Regions from separate parts of the Mus musculus genome. Here region 2 is linked to region 1. Evidence: chromatin loops called from intact Hi-C (ENCODE). Cell type or tissue: gastrocnemius. All regions are shown on one strand. Each heading gives the region's core, and the rest is flanking DNA. Links, peaks and the distances in the headings are about the cores only.

Region 1 (9,336 bases), core at 667-8,666:
CCTATAATCCCAGCACTTGAAAAGTGGACACAGATGATCAGGAGTTTAAAATCAATATCTCCTGTAAGTATTCCTTGGATGGAAGGATATCCTGGGAGGGAAGGGATGAATCCAGGAGTGGTTGCCTCTGCTCCTGGGAGAGGATAGAAGGGCACTAGACAAGGCGGTTGGGGGCAGCTTATATAGGATTTCATAGAGGGTGGGGCTTTTCAGGGCAGAGGTTTTTATTTTTATTTTTTTGGTTTTTCGAGACAGGGTTTCTCTATGAAGCCCTGGCTGTCCTGGAACTCACTTTGTAGACCAGGCTGGCCTGGAACTCAGAAATCTGCCTGCCTCTGCCACCCGAGTGCTGGGATTAAAGGCATGCGCCACCAACGCCCAGCTCAGGGCAGAGATTTTGATTTGACAGTTGGTAAGACTTCAAGTCCTGCGTTTGGGGAGCTCAGGGACTGGTGGGCTTCCCTGTCCTTGGTTTGGTGGGTTTTTGTGAGAAGTACAGAGATTGGTAGGTTTTTTGGCTCAAGGATTGGTGGCTTTTTTTTTTCCACCCTCTCTTTTCTGCATCAGGTTCATGGGTTAGGAATGGCTTTGGCTGAGGTACCACCTCTGTGGAGCTACTGGAGAGGAGACATTGCCACCGCGGACAGCTCCTGTGGTGCTAATTCATGAAGTTCATAGGCTGAGGCAGGAAAGGTGCCACCACCATGGACAGCTCCTACGACTGCACCTCTAGCTAGTAGCAGGCAGAATTGGGAAAGGATGTGTTGCCACAGTGGAAAGCTACTCGTGACAGTATCAGGGTAAGACATGGCTGTTTGGCAGGTACTGGCATTTTAACAGCTCATGTTGAGGCATCTTATGGGTAGGTTGGAGCAGGAAGAAGGAGCCAGCAACTGCTTTGACAGCTTGCCCAGAGTCTACATCTACTACACACCAAGTCGAAGGCCAGCCTGGGCTACAGGAGATCCTATTTCAAAAACAGAGACCGAGGATTTCATTCAGGAGAGTGTTCATCTAGCATGCACAAAACCCTGGGTTTGATCCTAAGCATCTGTCTAAACTTAATGTGGTGCACCACAGTGGTTATACTTTTTATTGTCATTCAGACGCCTTGTCAAGTTCTTCCAGGCCATAGCCACCGCCAGTTCTCCCTATTCACAAATTGTGATATGAGCAAACACAGTTGTACACAAGAGATTATCCTAACATCTCTCCTTTATAGTCCAATAAAAGTCTAATTTCTCTAATGCCAATTAACTACATACAATAAGAACAATAATGAGAACTGTCAGGTAGGAATTACATTCAGTGTCTAATCATCTCTGTTTGGCAACTTTGGAAAAAGTACCCCACTATCCTAACTTGGTGAATCTAAAGTTCTGTATTTAAATCACTTTCTACCATAATTGTATGAATCAACCTAAAAACATCATTATTCTCATTGTATGATAATATCAGTTGTGCTGAGGTCTGGGGCCCTGTTAACAGTAGCAATGAAAAGATGGCTAGCTATGCAGCTATCCTAACACCATTTAATAAAATATTTTACCACTATTGATTGGTGATGCCTTGATTATCATATACTAAATTGTTAGTTTTTTATCATTTCAGTTTGTAGGAGGCAGAACAATGAACCCTTAATGTCTACATTTGTAACCCCAGAAATGTAATAATGTTACTCTGTTTAGCCATAGAGGTTTTGCAGATATATTAGCTGGGCAGGCATGCTATCACATACCTGTTAATCCCAGCACTCAGGAGGCTAAGCAGAGAGGATTGTTCCCTAGGCAACATACTGAGACTGCCTTTAAAAAGCAAAATAAAATTCAGAGAGAAGATTACATTCCTGCTGATTCAAATCTGATTGAGCTTGCTTCCCTGGAACTTCAGGTCATTGGGTTACAGATGTGGGTCAGTTGAATACTTGCCTAGTTCAGGAACTCAGAGTTTGATGCTCTGCTCAGTACTACATATACCAGTCATAGTGGTAAGTTCCAGTAGTCCCAACACTCAGAAGGGTCCAAGTTCCAAGTATCTTCATCTACAATGCAAATTTGAGGTAAGCCTGGGCTACATATACCAATTAAAGAACAGACATGACTAAGATTGTATAGTTCAATATTTTTCCAATTACAGTTATATTTTTAGGAATTGTTGGTTCTCTTTTAGAATTCTAGTTCATCTTTTTTCCCAGTTCTTAGGTTTTTGGTTTTTGAAGAAAAGTACTCAGACTAGTTTAAGCATTTTGGGATGTATGGGTTGTGCTAAATTACCAAAAGCAACACCCATGCTGCTGGGCCTCTGAAGAAGTGGAAAGATCTGAAAAGTGATAAGAACGAAAAGCAAGTTTTTGGGTCTTGGGGTATTTGTTTCTTCTACCCCTTTCTATCTCAATTTAACTGAGAATGAATAAACCTTTTCTTGTTTGACAGCCACTGGTGTCCTTTGCCTCTTAAATTTCTAAGCTAAGATTTGCCCAGATTATAATTCTAATTTCCAGGAGGAGCAATTCATTTTTTACCTGCTATCAATCAGTTTGTTTCTTTCTACAACCAAAATGCTTCTTGAACTGGTCTGTCATTGTCAAATATTTAACTCAAACCTCTGTCTCACCTGAAATACTTTTAAGAGGGATTTAGCTCAGTGGTAGAGTGCTTGCCTAGCAAACACAAGGCACTGGGTTAGGTCCTCAGCTCCAAACCAAAAAAAAAAAAAAAAAAAAAAAAAGTTTCATGGAGGAGATGGCAGCTGCCATGAACCCTGGCTACCTGAGTTGAATCTTGAACTTCCATACGTGGTAGAAGGAGATGACTGACCTTCAAGTTGTCTTCTGCCCTCTACTTGTGAAAACAGACACACACACAATGTATTTTTAAACCAAACCAAACCATCCTTTGACGTAAAATAGTATAAGTATAAAATACAAATTTTATCCACTTTAAAACTACTCACAACAGGCAGTGGTGGCGCATACCTTTAATCCCAGCACTTGGGAGGCAGAGGCAGGCAGATTTCTGTTCAAGGTTAGCCTGGTCTACAGAGTGAGTTCCGGGACAGCCAGGGCTACACAGAGAAACCCTGTCTCAAAAGAAAAAAAACTACTCAGCCCTGTGGGCACACACCTGTATGGGGTTGGGAAAAAAAAAAAAAAACAAGCTACATGGGAGTCTGAGGCAGGAAGATTCAAAGTTTAAATGTCACCCTGGGAAATTTATCCAGAGAAACTTAACTAAGGTGTCTCTCAAAATACAAAGTAAATATACATCAAGAATGGTGGCTTTTTTTTGTGCAACCCCAGACGTTGGGGAGCTGAGTCCAATCTGGGTTACAAAGAACCTGTCTCAAAAATAATTACCTGGGGCTGGCGAGATGGCTTAAGTGGTTAAGAGTTCCCACTGCTCTTCCGAAGGTCCTGAGTTCAAATCCCAGCAACCACATGGTGGCTCACAACCATCCGTAACGAAATCTGATGCCCTCTTCTGGAGTGTCTGAAGACAGCTACAGGGTACTTACATATAATAAATAAATCTTAAAAAAAAAATTACCTAGGGCTGAAGAGATGGCTCAGCAGTTAGGAGCACTGAGTCCAGTTCCCAGTAACCACATGGTGGCTCACAACCATCTGTAAATGGAATCACAACCATCTGTAAATGGAATCTGATGCCCTCTGGATGTCTGAAGACAGCTACAGTGTACTCATTAAATATAAGTAATTTTCAGCTAAGCATGCAGCTACGTTGTTGAAGTGCTTGTGTGGCATGCATACAATCCAGGATTCAATCCCCAACACAGAACATAGTAATGTTCCAGCAGTACAGGAAACAAAGGTGGGAGAAGGATTGTCATTCTTGGCATAGAGTTAAGGAGCCGGGCGGTGGTGGCACACGCCAGCACTTGGGAGGCAGAGGCAGGCGGATTTCTGAGTTCGAGGCCAGCCTGGTCTACAAAGTGAGTCCAGACAGCCAAGGCTACACAGAGAAACCCTGTCTCGAAACCAAAAAAAAAAAAAAAAAAAAAAAAAAAAGAGTTCAAGGAGTATGAGATCTTGTCTGAAAACACCTAGATGTATAACAAGAAACATACGAAGTTCCTGGCAAACTCCACAAACCTTTACTTTATTCAATTTTGCTCCTACTTTTCTGGAGTAACCACTACAAAGCGAGAGAAGAAAAAAAACACTAGAGAGTGAGTTATTTCGCTTTAGTTTTTGGTAGTTTTATGAATGTATATATTTAGATTATATCCACCGGTCCCAACCCCCGCCCAATTAAAAGGTTTTTTTTTTCCACCTCGCTGATTCCCACACTGGTTTTCTAATCGCTGGCTCCATTCGCAGGTTTTATCTTTATTCCAGCTTCTTCATCTCTGCCGCCCACAGAGACCAAGAGAACACCTGGTTCCAAAGCATACCATCCCAACTACCAAAGATCCACACTCTGCCAGAACTGGCCAAAGCCTTTCTGACCGAAGTCCACATCCGCTGTGCAAGAAGTTTTGCAGAGGTGCTTCCGCAGCAGTGCATTCTGGGTTATGTAGTCCTGGGCTGATCACATCGTCTTTGCAGACTTGTAGTCCTCAGTCGGGTAACCAGAAAGGCCGGATCAGAACAATCATAAAGGAAGGGAAGAGTGACCCTACGAAATCACTCGGCTTCAAAGCCGTCCGGCATGTCCGTCAGGTTCGCAGCAGAAGCGGAAGTAGGTATGAGGCGGGTCGGAGAAAGGCGTGATGACGTTGCAGCGATAGGAGCGTGAGGATTTGGCGGGATTTCCGAAAGTCGCGCGCCGTGCGCAGATCCGCGCCTGGGCAAAGCCGAGGCGCTCCCACAGGTGTGGCCAGGAAGACTGAAATTTTTCGTAGAAAACCTGACAGAGGAGCAACGAAGCGCGTTCGAGCCGGGTGAAGTGGGGGGAGTGTGGTGTGTGCAGAGCCGGCTGCCCGGAGGAGCGAGCGGCCCGTGGCCGCGGGACAGGTGAGTGTGCGGCGCCGGCGCACCCCTTCCATGGCCGCTCGGCTTCTTGAGCCGGCTCAGGCCAGTGCTCCCGTAGCCAGCTTTGTGGGTCCCCTCTACGCTGAGAAACCGGAGAAAGGCGGAGCAGGGCGACCAACCGACCGACGCTAACTGACCCACTGAATTCGTTGTGGAGAAAACCGACCTGTACTTCAAGCATTTGTTTTGAGACCCGAGGTCACGACCTAGGCTGGGCAGGGCTCGAACTGCTACCCTTAGTCTCCCAATGCTGGGATTTACAAACTTTCAGGTTCACTTCTGTGGTCCGGACGCAGGAAGCTGAGATCAGAGAAAAGTGCTCACAGCTGTTACGTAGTAGGGCCAGGGCTAACAGATTCTTGGTTACTTTAAAATGAGGGTAGTGGCTGGTCTCTCTGGAGACTGAAGTAGAAGGCCCCAGAGTTCAAAGATTGCGTAAGCAAAAGAGTAGCAAAGACCGAGAAATAAAACAAATTTCTAAAGAGAATCTTGGCTAGATGACTCACCTATATAATCGTAGCACTTGGGAGAGGCAGGAGGATGACAGTTTCAAGACCATCCTGAGCCACAAATGGAAGAGCTGTCTCAGAAAAGGAAAAGTGAAGAACAGGGGCTGGAAGGTGGCTCTGCTGTTAAGAGCACTTGCTGCTCTTCCCAAGGAACTGAGTTCAGCTCCTGTACCCACATGGTGGCTTACAACCAACCATAACTCCAGTTCCAGGGGATCCAGTGCCGCCTTCTGACCTCAGATACCAGGCATGCTTGTGGTACGCACACATGTATGCAGGCAAAATTCTCATGAACAAAAAAGAAATCTAAAAGGAACTTCCAAGAAATAAAAATAAAATGAAGTATAAAATACAAAGATGTATAAAATACAAGTGTATACGTGAGTGAATACAAAGTGAATATATTGGGGGCTAGAGAGAGGGCTCAGTGGTTAAGAGCACTGACTGCTCTTTTGAAGGTCCCAAGTTCAAATCCCAGCAACCACATGGTGGCTCACAGCCATCAGTACAACTGCAGTGTACTCATATACATAAAATAAAATCTTTCAAAAACAAGACAACAAAAAAAGAATGTATCTATGTAATCACTAATAGACTGCTGTTACCATGCTATAAACCTCTTGTTATCCTTCCTGGTTTTAGTATTTCCCCCTCACCCTGATGGCTGAACAGTGATTTCTAAAACTGTTCACTAAGGTGGCCTACCTTTAAAAGGCATTATTTAGGCAGGATCTGATTTTGTAACCCAGAAGCTAGTTTGGAACTCGGGATCCTACTGTCTCTGCCTTGTAGGTGCTGGGACTACAGGAGAGTACCACTGTGCCGGCCATATTTTTGGTTTTGTTTTTTTTTTTTTTGATCAAGGATCTTGCATTTTAGCAAAAACTGACCTTGAACTCCCCATCCTGACTCAGCTTCCCCAGCTCATCTTCGCCTGTTTTTAAATTTCATGTAAATATGTCAGTGGTATTGGATGTTTGTTCCATATGCTTGCCAACACTTGATTTTTTTTTAATTTTTTGATTTTTTTAATAATTTATTTTATATGCATTTGTGTTTTGTCTGCATGTATGTCTGTGTGAGGATGTCAAATCTTGGTGTTGTAGACAGTTGTGAGCTGTCATGTGATGCTGGGAATTGAATCTGGGTCCTCTGGAAGAGCAGCCAGTGCTCTCAACCTGAGCCAGTCTCAACACATATTTTATGAAGGTCATATAGTATTTTATGAACTTGGGAATGGGTGTGGGGGCTGCTTTTTGAGATAATTTAACTATGCAGCGCAGCCTGCCCTTAAATTTGTGGTCGTCTTCCTGACTCGCCTTCCAGGTGCTAGGGCAGTCATGGACCTCCATACCAGGCTTTTTTTTTTTTTTTTTTTTCTTTTTTGACAGGGTTTCTCTGTAGCCCTGGCTGTCCTGGAACTCACTTTGTAGACCAGGCTGGCCTCGAAGTCAGAAATCCGCCTGCCTCTGCCTCCCAAGTGCTGGGCGTGTGCCACCACTGCCCAGCTTGAATGATTTCTTTATGTTTGTGTTCTGATTTTCCACCTCTGATTATGCATCTAATTATGTATATAACAAATAATTTCTCTACAGTTTTGAATTTTTTTTTGAGATAGGTAATCCATGCTAATCTCAAACTTGTTATACCCCAGAGGATGAATGGCCTTGAGTTTCTAGTCTCCTTACCTACTTCCCAAATGCTGGGATTACAGACATAACTACCATGCCTGGTTTTATGCACTGCATAGCTTCAAACTCAGGGCTTGGTGCGTGGTAGGCAAATGCTACCAATTGATCTACATCCCAAAGCCCAAAGTTATGAGTGTAAATGTTGTCAGAGCTAAGGGTTTATTTCGGTAGTTATTTAACCTGTCCAGGAACCGGAAATCCATCTTCATCGCTGACAGTAAGATAAATACACTCAGTTTCTTGTTTGCTTGGTGGCACTGAGGATTCGCCCTGGTACCTCTTTTTCATCTCCTGGACAAGGACCGTTCCATAGGCTGCTATATGTATTTCCAGCCTGCGTTTTCAAGGCTGGAAATACTGTTCACTTTTAGATTGTTGTTGCTGTACGTATCTAGTTCAAGAATTCCTCTGTTCCAAGAAGATGGAAATATTCTCTTTTGGAATTTTACTCATCCTGTAGTATAGGAAGAGCTTGGAACTTGCTGCTTTGTGAAAAAAAAAATTTTTTTTTAAATATATTTTGAATGGGCTGTCAGACATGCCTGGGGTGTGTGTTTGTTTGTTTGTTTGTTTGTTTGTTTGTTTTGGTTTTTCGAGACAGGGTTTCTCTGTATAGTTCTGGCTGTACTGGAACTCACTCTGTAGACCAGGCTGGCCTGGAACTAAGAAATCCGCCTGCCTCTGCCTCCCGAGTGCTGGGATTAAAGGCGTGTGCCACTATGCCCCGCTTGTTTGTTTGTTTTAAGCTTATTTTTATTTTATGTGTTTGAATGTTTTGTTTCTGTGCCTGAAAACATAACACTCCTGTGTCGTGTCCGCATGGTCAGAGGGGGTGCTGAATCTCCTAGAACTGAAGTTATAAACACATGAATTTCCTTGTGGGTGCTGAGAACTGAACCTGGATGCTCTCTGTAGAGCAGCGGTTGCTCTTAACCTGTGGATAGGGAGGGCCAGCTGCAGTTCTTCAAAGGTGTGTCGGGAACTAAACTTGCACTTCTTAATTACCCCCGAATGTTTCTCTAGTGTTCACTCATACTGGCGGCTGTCTGTGTTTTTTAGTCATGGCTATGCAAATGCAGCTTGAAGCAAGTGCAGATACTTCAGTGGAAGAAGAAAGTTTTGGTCCACAGCCTATTTCACGGTTAGAGGTATGTTCTTAGTTGCTAAGTATTTTCTGACAATGCTGTAATAAATTGTTCTACCTAATGAAAAAAATTAACCTTTACAGAAATTAAATTAGGGTTTCAGGAGGTTGTCAAGGTTTCTACAGAAAAGCACAGGATTGTAGCTAAAGATGTCTGGTCAAGTCTCTCAACAATTCTCTTCCTACTCTGTTGTCTCCCTAAGAGCTGAACTTTAGAAACGAAGGCCTAGGATCCCCCAGTGGAATCTCTGTGCTACTTATACTAAGTATAAAAATGCTCATGGGGGCTGGAGAGATGGCTCAGCAGTTAAGAGCACTGATTGCTCTTCCAGAGGTTCTGAGTTCAAATCCCAGCAACCACATGGTGGCTCACAACCACCTGTAATGGGATCTAATGCCCTCTTCTGGTGTGTCTGAAGACCGCTTCAGTGTACTTATATGTAATAAATAAATAAATCTTTTTTAAAACTGCTAATGGGGAATTAGTGGTGTAACCCAGGAATGCACATGGGAAAGGGGATCAGCCTCCGTCTGTCTCCACTGGCCCCGGCTGTCATTGGGCAGACCGAAGGGTGTGGGGTTGTTAAGGTGTAAGATTCACCTCTATTTTAGGACTCAACATTAAGAATATGAAGCATTAGCTGGGCATGGTGGCCCATACCTGTAATTCTAGCAGTTGGAAGGCTGAAGCAGAATTCTTTTGGAGGCCAGCCTGGTCTACATAGCAAGTTCCAGGACAAGGCTGTGTGTGTTAAACCTTTCTCAAACAAGCCACAAACAAGTAGCAGCAGCAGAACAAACGAGAGGCTTGGGGAGATGGATCTGTGGGTGAAGTCCATGCCGTGCAAACAGTGCAGACCTCAGTTTGGATCCCAACACACATAGAATCCAGGCAGAGTGGCAAATGCCTGGATTCTTAGAGGATCATTGGGGCTTTCTGGTGAGCCAGTCTAGCCAATCTGTGAGAATCAGGTATAATAAGAGACCCTGTCTCCCAAAATA
Region 2 (9,336 bases), core at 990-8,989, 56 kb after region 1:
TGTGGGTCACATGGTCCATCTCAAACAACTTCTGCATTCTTTCTCAGCTTCGGAAGCTGTTTCTCTTCCTCTCTTTATTTATCTTATTTTTTATATTTTTATTATTATTTATTTACATGTACATGTCTGTGTCTGTGTGTGTGTGTCTGTGTCTGTGTGTGTTCATGTGCCTGAGGTAAGGAGCATTCCCAAAGCTGGAGTTAAAGCTGCCTGATGTGTGTGGGAGTTGAACTCAGGCCCTCTTCAAGTCTTAATCACTGACCCATCTCTCCGGCCTTTCTGTTTTTATTTTAAGACAGGGACTTTGTAGTGGAGGCTGGCCCTCAACTCAAGGTGATCCCCTTGCCTCAGTCTCCCAAGTGCTTAGCTAAACAATTTACTTATGGCTATAGTTTGGCTGAGTGTCCCTCAAATGTCTGGGTGTCAATGACTGGGTCTGGAGGGTGGCATTACTAGGAAATAATGAAGCCTAAAGGATGTGGGGCCTAGGGAAGGTCTTTGGTTGCAGGGGCAAGCCCTTGTGGGGAGCAGGAGACCCAGCCTCAGTGTGTAAGTGGTCTCACCCTAAGCCTGGAGTTCACATTTTCTCATCCAGGCTGGAAGCCAGCAAGGACCAGTGTTCTTCCTGTCTGTGTGGTTACGGGCATTTGTGGAGACATCTAGCTTGTTCCATGGGTTCTGGGATCCAAGCTGGAGTTCTCATGATTGCACAGTAATCATGCTCCCCACTGCTGAGCTGTTCTGGTTTGGTTTGGTTTTCTGAAACAGTCTTTCCATCAGCCCAGGTTGGCCTCAATTCCCAGTTCTCCATTTTTTCACCTGTTGCGTGCTGGACCTTTTCGCTTTATAAGTTAAGTGTCTTGGTGTTTCATGGCAGTAACACGAAGCTGAGCAATATACTGATCTTGTGATGAGTTAAGAACTTTTTCTCACTGTAAGCTCCACTTTCCCTACTTGCTTTGGGACTCTGACTCAGAGCCTATCTAAACCTATGTCTCTCAAATTGCAGTTCCCAAGACCCTGAAATAAGGGTCTTTCCTGTTTGTACTTTCTAAGCTTAAATTGATACTTTTGTCTGTTTCAAATCACAAAACAAAATATCTAGTTTTATGTACCTGGGGACTTTGTGTAAGTTCTGTTTTGGTTTTGCCTTAGACAGGTTCTGTCTATGTAGCCCAGACTCTCCTCCAAGGCTCCCATCCAAGCTTTAAGCAGACCTGACTCTGATTAGCTTCTCAGACGAGATCAAGCATGTTCAGGGTGAGGTAGGGGACCCAGACGGCCCTCAAACTCCATCTTCATGTCTCAGTTGTGATGCTGGGGGTTGCTTCTAACGCTTTCATTGGGAATCTGTGAGTCCAAACGCTGATGGTCCTTGTCCCCAATTGGTTTTTGATTGATCAATAAAAGATGCCAGTGACCACTGGTTGGGAAGAGGGAGACAGGGAGGGACCCTTTGATTTGTGCGGGTTAGGACTCAGGAGAGAGGAACAGACAGAGAATCACTATGATGTGGTGGGAGATGGATCAGATTTAGAGCTGCAGGAGAGAGAACCAACTAGTCAGGTAAGAATTCAGGTAAATGGTTACTGGCCACTCCCCTGATTGAGCTTGGGGTAGCTAGGGGAGGATTAGAACTGCTCAGCTTTGATGTGTGTGTGTGTGTGTGTGTGTGTGTGTGTGTGTGTGTGTGTGTCTTTCATTAGTGGATCCAAAGAGTTCCTGGGTGGGTGACTGGAAACACATGACCCATTGGGAGTCAAAGCTGGACTGAGATTACAGGTGTCCATTACTCCAGGCTGATTTATTTTTTGTCACAAGGGGTGAAACTTGATTGTGACAATCACAACTTTGAAGAATAGAAGTGCTCTCAGCAGACAGATAGTCCCAACCGCCAGCACTTTACCTACATTTGGTTTTTAGAGTCTTTTCTTCTTCTTCATGTTTTTGTGGGGAGGAAAGTCCTGTAAGTTTTGTGTTTTAATTATTTATTTTATGTATGTGAGTACTCTGTAGCTGTCTTCAGACACACCAGAAGACAGCATTGAATTCTATTACAGATGGTTGTGAGCTGCCATGTGGTTGCTGGGGATTGAACTAGGATCTCTGGAAGAGCAGTCAGTGCTCTTAACCACTGAGCCTTCTTTCCAGCCCCTAAGGTTTATTTTTTTGTGTGTATGTGAGTGAGCAGGTACCTGTGAAGGCCAGAAGAGGGCACTGGCTTCCCTAGAGGAGGAGTTAGAGGCAGTTATGAGCCATTTGATGTGAGAGCTGGGAACTGAATAAGGGCTCCCTGGAAGAGCACCAAGTGTTCTTAACTTCTGAGCCATCTCTCCAGGCCCATGGGGCAGGAGACCTTTTTTAAGACAATATTTCACACTTCAACACAGGCTAGCCTTGAACTTGAAGCAATCCTGTCTTCTGAGTACTAAGGCTAGTGATGTGAGCCACCACCTTACCCCCATGAAATCTCACTATGTTACCTCCAAGTGGTCTTTAGCTTGCAAGTTCAAGTGCTTCTCCTGCCTCAGTCTCTGAAGTAGCTGGAACCACAGCCATGCACCACACACCTGGAAATTCTCATACATTGTACATTCCTTCTTTTTTTTGCTCTCTGTAAGGCAGTGTCTGGTGGTATAAAGATGAAGTTTACTGGCTCACTGGTTAAGGTCTTGCTGCCAAACCTGAGAACCTGAGTTTGAGCCCTGGAACCCACACAGTGGGAGGAGAGAGCCAGCTCCTGAAAACTGTCTATAACTTTCAGAAGTTAGCCTTGACAAGGTCTGTGAACACACAGAGACAAGACACATGATAAAACATTGCATTTCTAGGATTCCTAAAGGTTTGGGCAACTGGTTATATGCCTATTGATCATCTCTGCTCCCATGGAGTGCCTAGCCAAGTTAGCTGCCAATCTTGTTTCCCCTATTGGTTCTTTTTGTTATGGGGTGGGGTGAGGGTTTGTTGTTTTGTTCCTTTGTTTCCTTATTAGGTTTTGGTTTGTGATTGTTCTGAGACAGATTCAGTTCTCTCTCTCTGTCTCTCTGTCTCTCTCTGTCTCTCTCTGTCTCTGTCTCTCTGTCTCTCTGTCTCTGTCTCTCTCTCTGTCTCTCTCTCTGTCTCTCTCTCTCTCTGCCTCTCTCTCTCTCTCTCTCTCTCTCTCTCTCTCTCTCTCTCTCTCTCTCTTCCTTCCTGTTGCTGAGATAAAATACTCAAAACAAACAACAACCACCACCACAACAAGCCCAGCATCTTAGGGGAAAAAGAGCTTATTTTATCCCAGCTCTCAGTTCCGGCTTACAACGGAGCTTAGGATCAAACTCAGCGAACCATGGAATCAGCGGAGCATCATCCCAGCCCCTGTAGGGGTTCTTGATAGGTTCCCTGATGAGACTTTTATTTTCACCGTCCCAGGACTGAGGGTTAAATTTAGAACCTCAGTTTTTGCCCTCTACCTCTGCATTACAGCACGTCCCTTTCTGCCTCTTTAACGAGCTCTTTGTTAAACATAGATGCGTCTTATCCCTCTCGCTAATTGTTGGGGTGCGAGAGCTGGTGCCGGACAGGAAGAGGATCATATAAATACATCAGACCAGTTAGGTAAGAAGGTCAGGTTTCCAGGCCAGGGGCGGGGCGTGTTCCAGGGCAACTGGTTATATGCTTTTCCAGGGCAACTATTTTGTTCGTCTTTGCTTTTTAGGGAACCAATCAGAATGAGTCGGTTGAAGAATGTTGACCTGTCTACTTCTAGATGAGGGCGTGGACCAGCTAGTTGTGAACTCGCCGCCCTCTCTTGGGCATCAGGCTTAGGGATCGACGTTTCTATGCCTCAGGTGTTACCCTGTGATCTGCGCGTGCTCCCAAGGCTCCCTGCAGGAGGAACAGGTTCCGCGCCTTTACAGCCAGAGGACTGGCACCCAGCCAAGAGTGTAGATGATGCACAGACTTAATTTGCAGGGCCATAGATAGGCATGCAAAGACCCGCAGCCACACTTGAAAATGACAGACCCCAGGACAGACCCCAGGACGCAGGACTGCCCAGGACCTGACACTCGCGTCTCGCCTCGCCTCGTGCACTTAAGTTCACAAGGCACGCGTCCTGGTGAGGACACGCAGTCCCCGCTTCCCTTTAGTCCTCAGCGCAGTTTTCGCTCTGCTACGTTTTAGGGACAGGCGGAAACCGACTGGCATCCGCCGGACTTTGGAGCCTGAGCATGGAGGTATTGCAGGAAGAGGGCAAAGGGGCGACAGGCACCCTGTACGCCATGGCCACAACTCCTAGTGAAGTCCGCGGGGACACGCCCGCTTCCAGGTCTCTGGGGCGGCGGGACCGCGGCGCGCGCTCCTGATTGGCTCGTGCAGTGTCCGCACGGCCGCCAAGCGCCGCCCGCGGACAGAGCAGGGAGTAACGGGACTGTGGTCGCGGGCAGCCCCAGCCACGCACCATGCCCTATCTGCTCATCAGCACTCAGATCCGTATGGTGAGTACCTGGAGTGGGTGACAGCGACAGCCACTCTAAGGGACTTTCCTGATGGTCCCGCAACCGGCCTACCACGCCCCCGCGGCGCGGACACCAGGCAGGGTCAGGCGACTGGATGGGCAGGGAGTTCCGCGGGGACACCCACGACCCGCTTCACAAGCGCTGCAGCCAGGGCCCGCACGCCAAAGGCCAAGCTAAGCTGCGCACACAGCGGCTCACCTGTAGCCCCCTCCAGGCAGGGCTCGTTCTGATGCAGAGAGAATTCGGGTTAGAGGTGGAGAGGGCTGCGGGCAGCCTGGAGAGCACCACGCGGGGGTCTGAGGTCACGCTTCTCTAGGTGAAGTTTCGGGGGGGGACATGGGAGGGAGGTGGTACTGGCTGCTTTATAAGTCTCCTCAAATCCCCTTTCAAAGGATACCTGGTGCCCCCCCACCCCCACAGCTAAATAGCTGGGCGCGCTACCCCATCCTATTCCAATGCCCAGCGGTAGGTACAAATCTAGCTCCCAGGGGATAGCCAGGAGTAGTGGGCTCAGCATGAAACAGGAGAGGTCTTGACAATACCCAAAGGGCCATGAAAACCTGTACAGTTGTTGAAATCTGGATTGCTGGGCACATTCACCTCTCTTCCTCCTCAAATAATTTTTTAAAATTCTTTCCAAGTTTTCTTTCTTTGTTTTTTAGAGTTTTATTTATTTATTTTATGTATATGAGTATACTGTAGCTGTACAGATGGTTATGAGACTTCATGTGGTTGTTGGGAATTGACCGGTCAACCCCAGTCACTCAGGCCCAAAGATTTATTTATTATAAATCAGTACACTGTAGCTGTATTCAGATGCACCAGAAGAGGGTGTCAGATTTCATTGTGGGTGGTTGTGAGCTACCATGTGAGATTTGAACTCAGGACCTTTGGAAGAGCAGTCAGTGCTCTTACATGCTGAGCCATCTCACTAGCCTTCTTTCCAAGTTTTGTGTATGTGTGTGACAGGGTCTCATGTAACACAGGCTGGCCTCAGTTTGTTATGTATTGGAGGCTAGCCTTGCTTCCCAATTACTGGGATTACAGGCATGTCCCACCAGGCATGTCCTACCTGGCTTGGTTCTCTTAAATTATGGAGGTTTTGTTGTCTGTCTGTCTGTCTGTCTGTCTTTCTGTCTGTTTTTTTCCTTTGGGGGGGGCGGGGAGCGGAAATTCAAGACAGGATTTCCCTGTGTAGGCCCATCTGTCCTGGAACTATGTAGACCAAGTTGGCCTTGAACTCAAGAGATCCACCTGCCTCTGTCTCCCGAATGCTGACATCAAAGGTGTGCTCCATCACCGCCCAGCTATGGCTTGCTACATTGTATTGTGTGCTCATCAACTGACAAGCTTTGTGTCCTTTCTGTCTTTAGGCTATTATGAGTAGTTCTGCTAGGAACATATGTTTTTCTTGTTGGTTTGTTTCTTATTTTGGTGTCGGTTGTAACTTGGGAGGTTTACCTGCCTGTGTACAAAATTGTATGTGGACATATGTTCTCATTTCCTTCATTCTCCAAGTGATGCCAATACACAGGAAACCTGGCTGGTGGCACCTGGCTTGAAAGCACTGATAGGCAGTGTTCAGAGGCAACAGGCAGCCTTTTGGGAAGTTAGGGAGGACCCACTGTGCTCCCCTCTCAGTTATGTCCCACCTTAACTGACCTTCATTACCACCTCCCCTTCACCTAGAGCTTCCCCGGGGCCGGGGGAGGGGAAGAGAAGTGGAACTGTGCACATCTGCCTGCCACCCAGCTAAGCAGCTACCGTGGCTTTCCTTGCAGGAGGTGGGCCCCACCATGGTGGGTGATGAACACTCGGATCCGGAGCTGATGCAGCACCTGGGGGCCTCCAAGAGAAGTGTCTTGGGAAACAACTTGTAAGTAGTGGCATCCTTGCGCACCTTCTTTTCTCCCTGGCAGGGTCTTCTGCTTTTCCCTTCACACAGCCATCAAGCCCAGAGGGCAACAGCCCCTGGAGGGCTTGCTCGTCCTCAGGCCCCCACAGGGCCCAGATCACCAAAGAGAGTTTCCCAGCCTTTCTTCACAAGCAGTTTATCCTTAGTGGACGTCTGGGGCACCCCCTCCCAGGGGCTCTGGAAACCAACTGTTCTTGCCTTGTCCTCCCCGCTCAAAATTGGGTCCCATCAACAAAGACAAGCTTCACCTTGAAGGCCTGAGTGACAGAGCCCAGCCCCAGAAACAGAGCAGGACACCTGGGTCCTCTTTTGAGCTCCTGGCTGCCAAGGCACTTGGCCCCTTCCCTCAGGCTCCTTCCCATCATCTCTGTGGCCAAATACTACTGCTTCCCTTTCTGCTTCCTCACCCTGTCTTAGTGTTCTACTGCTGTGAAGAGGCACCATGACCAAGCAGAGTTAGAGGGTTAGTCCATGACAGACATGGTGGGGAGAATGGCAGCAGGCAGGCAGACAGGCGCTGGGGCAGGAGCTGAGAGCTTTATATCCTGATCTGCAGGCAGCAGCAGAGAGAGAAGTGGGGGGGGAGAAAGAGAGAGAGAGAGAGAGAGAGAGAGAGAGAGAGAGAGAGAAGCTGGGCTTGGCATGTAGTACTTTTGAAACCTCAAAGCCCACATCCAGTGACTCATTTCCTCCAAGGTCACACCTCCCAGTCTAATCCAGTTCTCAACCTTCCTATGCTGAGACCCTTTAACACAGTCCCTCATGTTGTGGTGACCCCCAACCATAAAATTATTGTTGCTACTTCATAATTGTAATTTTACTGCGGTTATGAATCATAATGTAAGTATCTGATATGCAGTGTATCTGAGACCCCAGTGAAAGGGTCATTTGATACCCCCCCAGGGATCATGACCTACAGGTTGTGAACTACTATTCTAATTCTTCTCAGATAGTTCCATTCCCTAATAACTATAAGCATTCACATATATGAGCCTATAGAGCTATTTTCACTGGAGCCATCAAACAACTTAAAAAAGAAAGCACTTAATGGGGGCTACATTGAGTAAGCCCATAACCAAAATGACAGGGAGCATGGCAGCAGGCAGGCAGCATAACACTGGGTCAGGAGCTGAGGACTTACATCTAATCTACACACAGAAGGCACAGAAGGTAGACACTGGGCCTGGCATGGCCTTTTCAAAGTTAAAAAAAGCCCACCCCCAGTGACACACCTCCAACAAGGCCACACCTTTTAACCCTTCCCAAAGCAGTTTCACCAACTAGGGATCAAGCATTCAAACATAGGAGCCTGTAGGGTGATTCTTGTTCAAACCACCACACCCTCCCTACTATTGCGGGAGAAGCGCCGAGTGGGTTCACGGATCCTGAGAAGAGCTGTCAGAGACCTAAGTGCAAGAAGGGAAGAGAGAGCCGGACAGTGGTGGCACACGTCTTTAATTTCAGCACTTGGGAGGCAGAGGCAGGTGGACTTCTGAGTTCAAGGCCAGCCTGATCTACAGAGTGAGTTCCAGGACAGCCAGGGCTACACAGAGAAACCCTGTCTCGGAAAAAAAAGGGGGGGGGGTGAAGAGAGGAGACAAACAGATCCCAACCCTTTGGTCAAAGCACAGAGGAGCCACTCGCATCTCTTGCCATTAGAGATTTGCTTCAAGATGACAAGCTGGGGGTTTGGGCCCCTTATCTGCTTCATGCTCTTTACAAATCCAGGCAAATCAAACTTTTTCTGTGACAACAAATGGCAGATGGATCCAGGCACTATCCGTATCTGCAGCTCCAGGATTGCAGGACAACCAGAGAGGAGCCACAGAGGGCAGACTACTCAGAGGAAAGACTAACATCACTCAGCAGCTGCATGGCTCCCCTGGGGCCTGCTACTCAAGGCAGGCAGAGCTAACCAGCCTGTTTTCACATGTGTCGTCAGGAAGAGTAATGGTGTTTTCATCACACTGTTGAGAGAAAACAAGTGTGTAGCAAGGAACAGAACAGGGGCTGTGCACTTCGCCTGTCACCAGGCAAGTGGCCAGCAAACAGGCCTGGCACGGAGTAGACACTTAGCTTTGTATGGGTGCTTGCACCATATGACCTCATGACACTTTCCTGTCTCTTTACAGTTACGAATACTACGTCAACGACCCTCCTCGCATAGTCCTGGACAAGCTGGAATGCAAGGGCTTCCGAGTGCTGAGCATGACAGGGGTGGGCCAGACGCTGGTGTGGTGTCTGCACAAGGAATGAGCTGCTTGAGCTGACCTGTTCAGAGACCGCCATGTGCCCTGCCCACATCCTTGCATCACTGTTTGCCCTGCCTATCTCTTTCCAAATTGTCAACTCCCTTGCCCAATACTGGTGGGCTGTGAACAGCCTAAGGGACCTCGCTCCAGCTGGTTGGGCACAGCAGGCTCCTGCCCTGGTGCTTTCAGCTTCCCCCAGCTAGGCCTGACCCTGGCTCTTGCTGTAGGCCACATGCTGAAGGCAAGCCAACCCGAGGACGAGGACAGTCCCTGGATCCTACACAGCTAATCCAAGCCAATAAAGGGCTCTCACAAGTGGTTGTTCCTCAGTTCTGTTGTGCAGTGACTCTTGAGATGCACCATTCTCTACTGGCCTATCCCCATCCATGGAAGAAGCCCTTGCAGATAGAGCCCAGCCCAAGAGGAAGAAAAGTAGACTGTTTTTAAAAAAGTTTATTGGTGATGATTCAGAAAGGGTGTGGGGTGGGAAGGCTGGAGCCGGGGCTACGTGGGCCGCCCCTCATCTTCCTGCTGCATCTGGGCAATCAGCTGCTGGCGCTCAGCTGCCTGGCGCATGCGCATCATGACGAGACTCTCAAAGTCCCTTTCTGACAGCACTGAGCCCTGGGGACAGAAGAGACAGGAGTTAGGACATGAGGGTACAGCT

The links. A loop is a pair of places that touch in the nucleus more often than their neighbours do. Peaks named below come from ENCODE experiments on the same cell type or tissue, not always from the same donor. Only the 100,000 strongest peaks of a DNase experiment are listed, where the experiment ranks them.
Region 2: it touches region 1 in a loop (2.2-fold over the local background); 5 of 42 quality-filtered maps call a loop at or near these places.

Annotation. Positions count from the first base shown.
Region 1 is chr2:119,108,063-119,117,398 of GRCm38, forward strand. It overlaps Knl1 (kinetochore scaffold 1), which reads left to right. Exons shown (of 24, transcript NM_029617.3): 24 at 1-2,435. Rad51 (RAD51 recombinase) reads left to right here and starts at 4,752. Exons shown (of 10, transcript NM_011234.5): 1 at 4,752-4,972; 2 at 8,250-8,338. The coding sequence starts at 8,252. In gastrocnemius, for the core only: no CTCF peak of the experiment used is centred there; DNase peaks (open chromatin) are centred at 3,898, 4,538 and 4,719; H3K4me3 peaks cover 1,677 bases; H3K27ac peaks cover 1,081 bases.
Region 2 is chr2:119,163,393-119,172,728 of GRCm38, forward strand. Gchfr (GTP cyclohydrolase I feedback regulator) reads left to right here and starts at 4,396. Exons shown (of 3, transcript NM_177157.4): 1 at 4,396-4,481; 2 at 6,284-6,378; 3 at 8,550-8,997. The coding sequence starts at 4,446. The coding sequence ends at 8,673. Dnajc17 (DnaJ heat shock protein family (Hsp40) member C17) reads right to left here. Exons shown (of 11, transcript NM_139139.2): 11 at 9,108-9,293. The coding sequence ends at 9,174. In gastrocnemius, for the core only: a CTCF peak has its summit at 4,361; DNase peaks (open chromatin) are centred at 3,955 and 4,343; H3K4me3 peaks cover 1,486 bases; H3K27ac peaks cover 626 bases.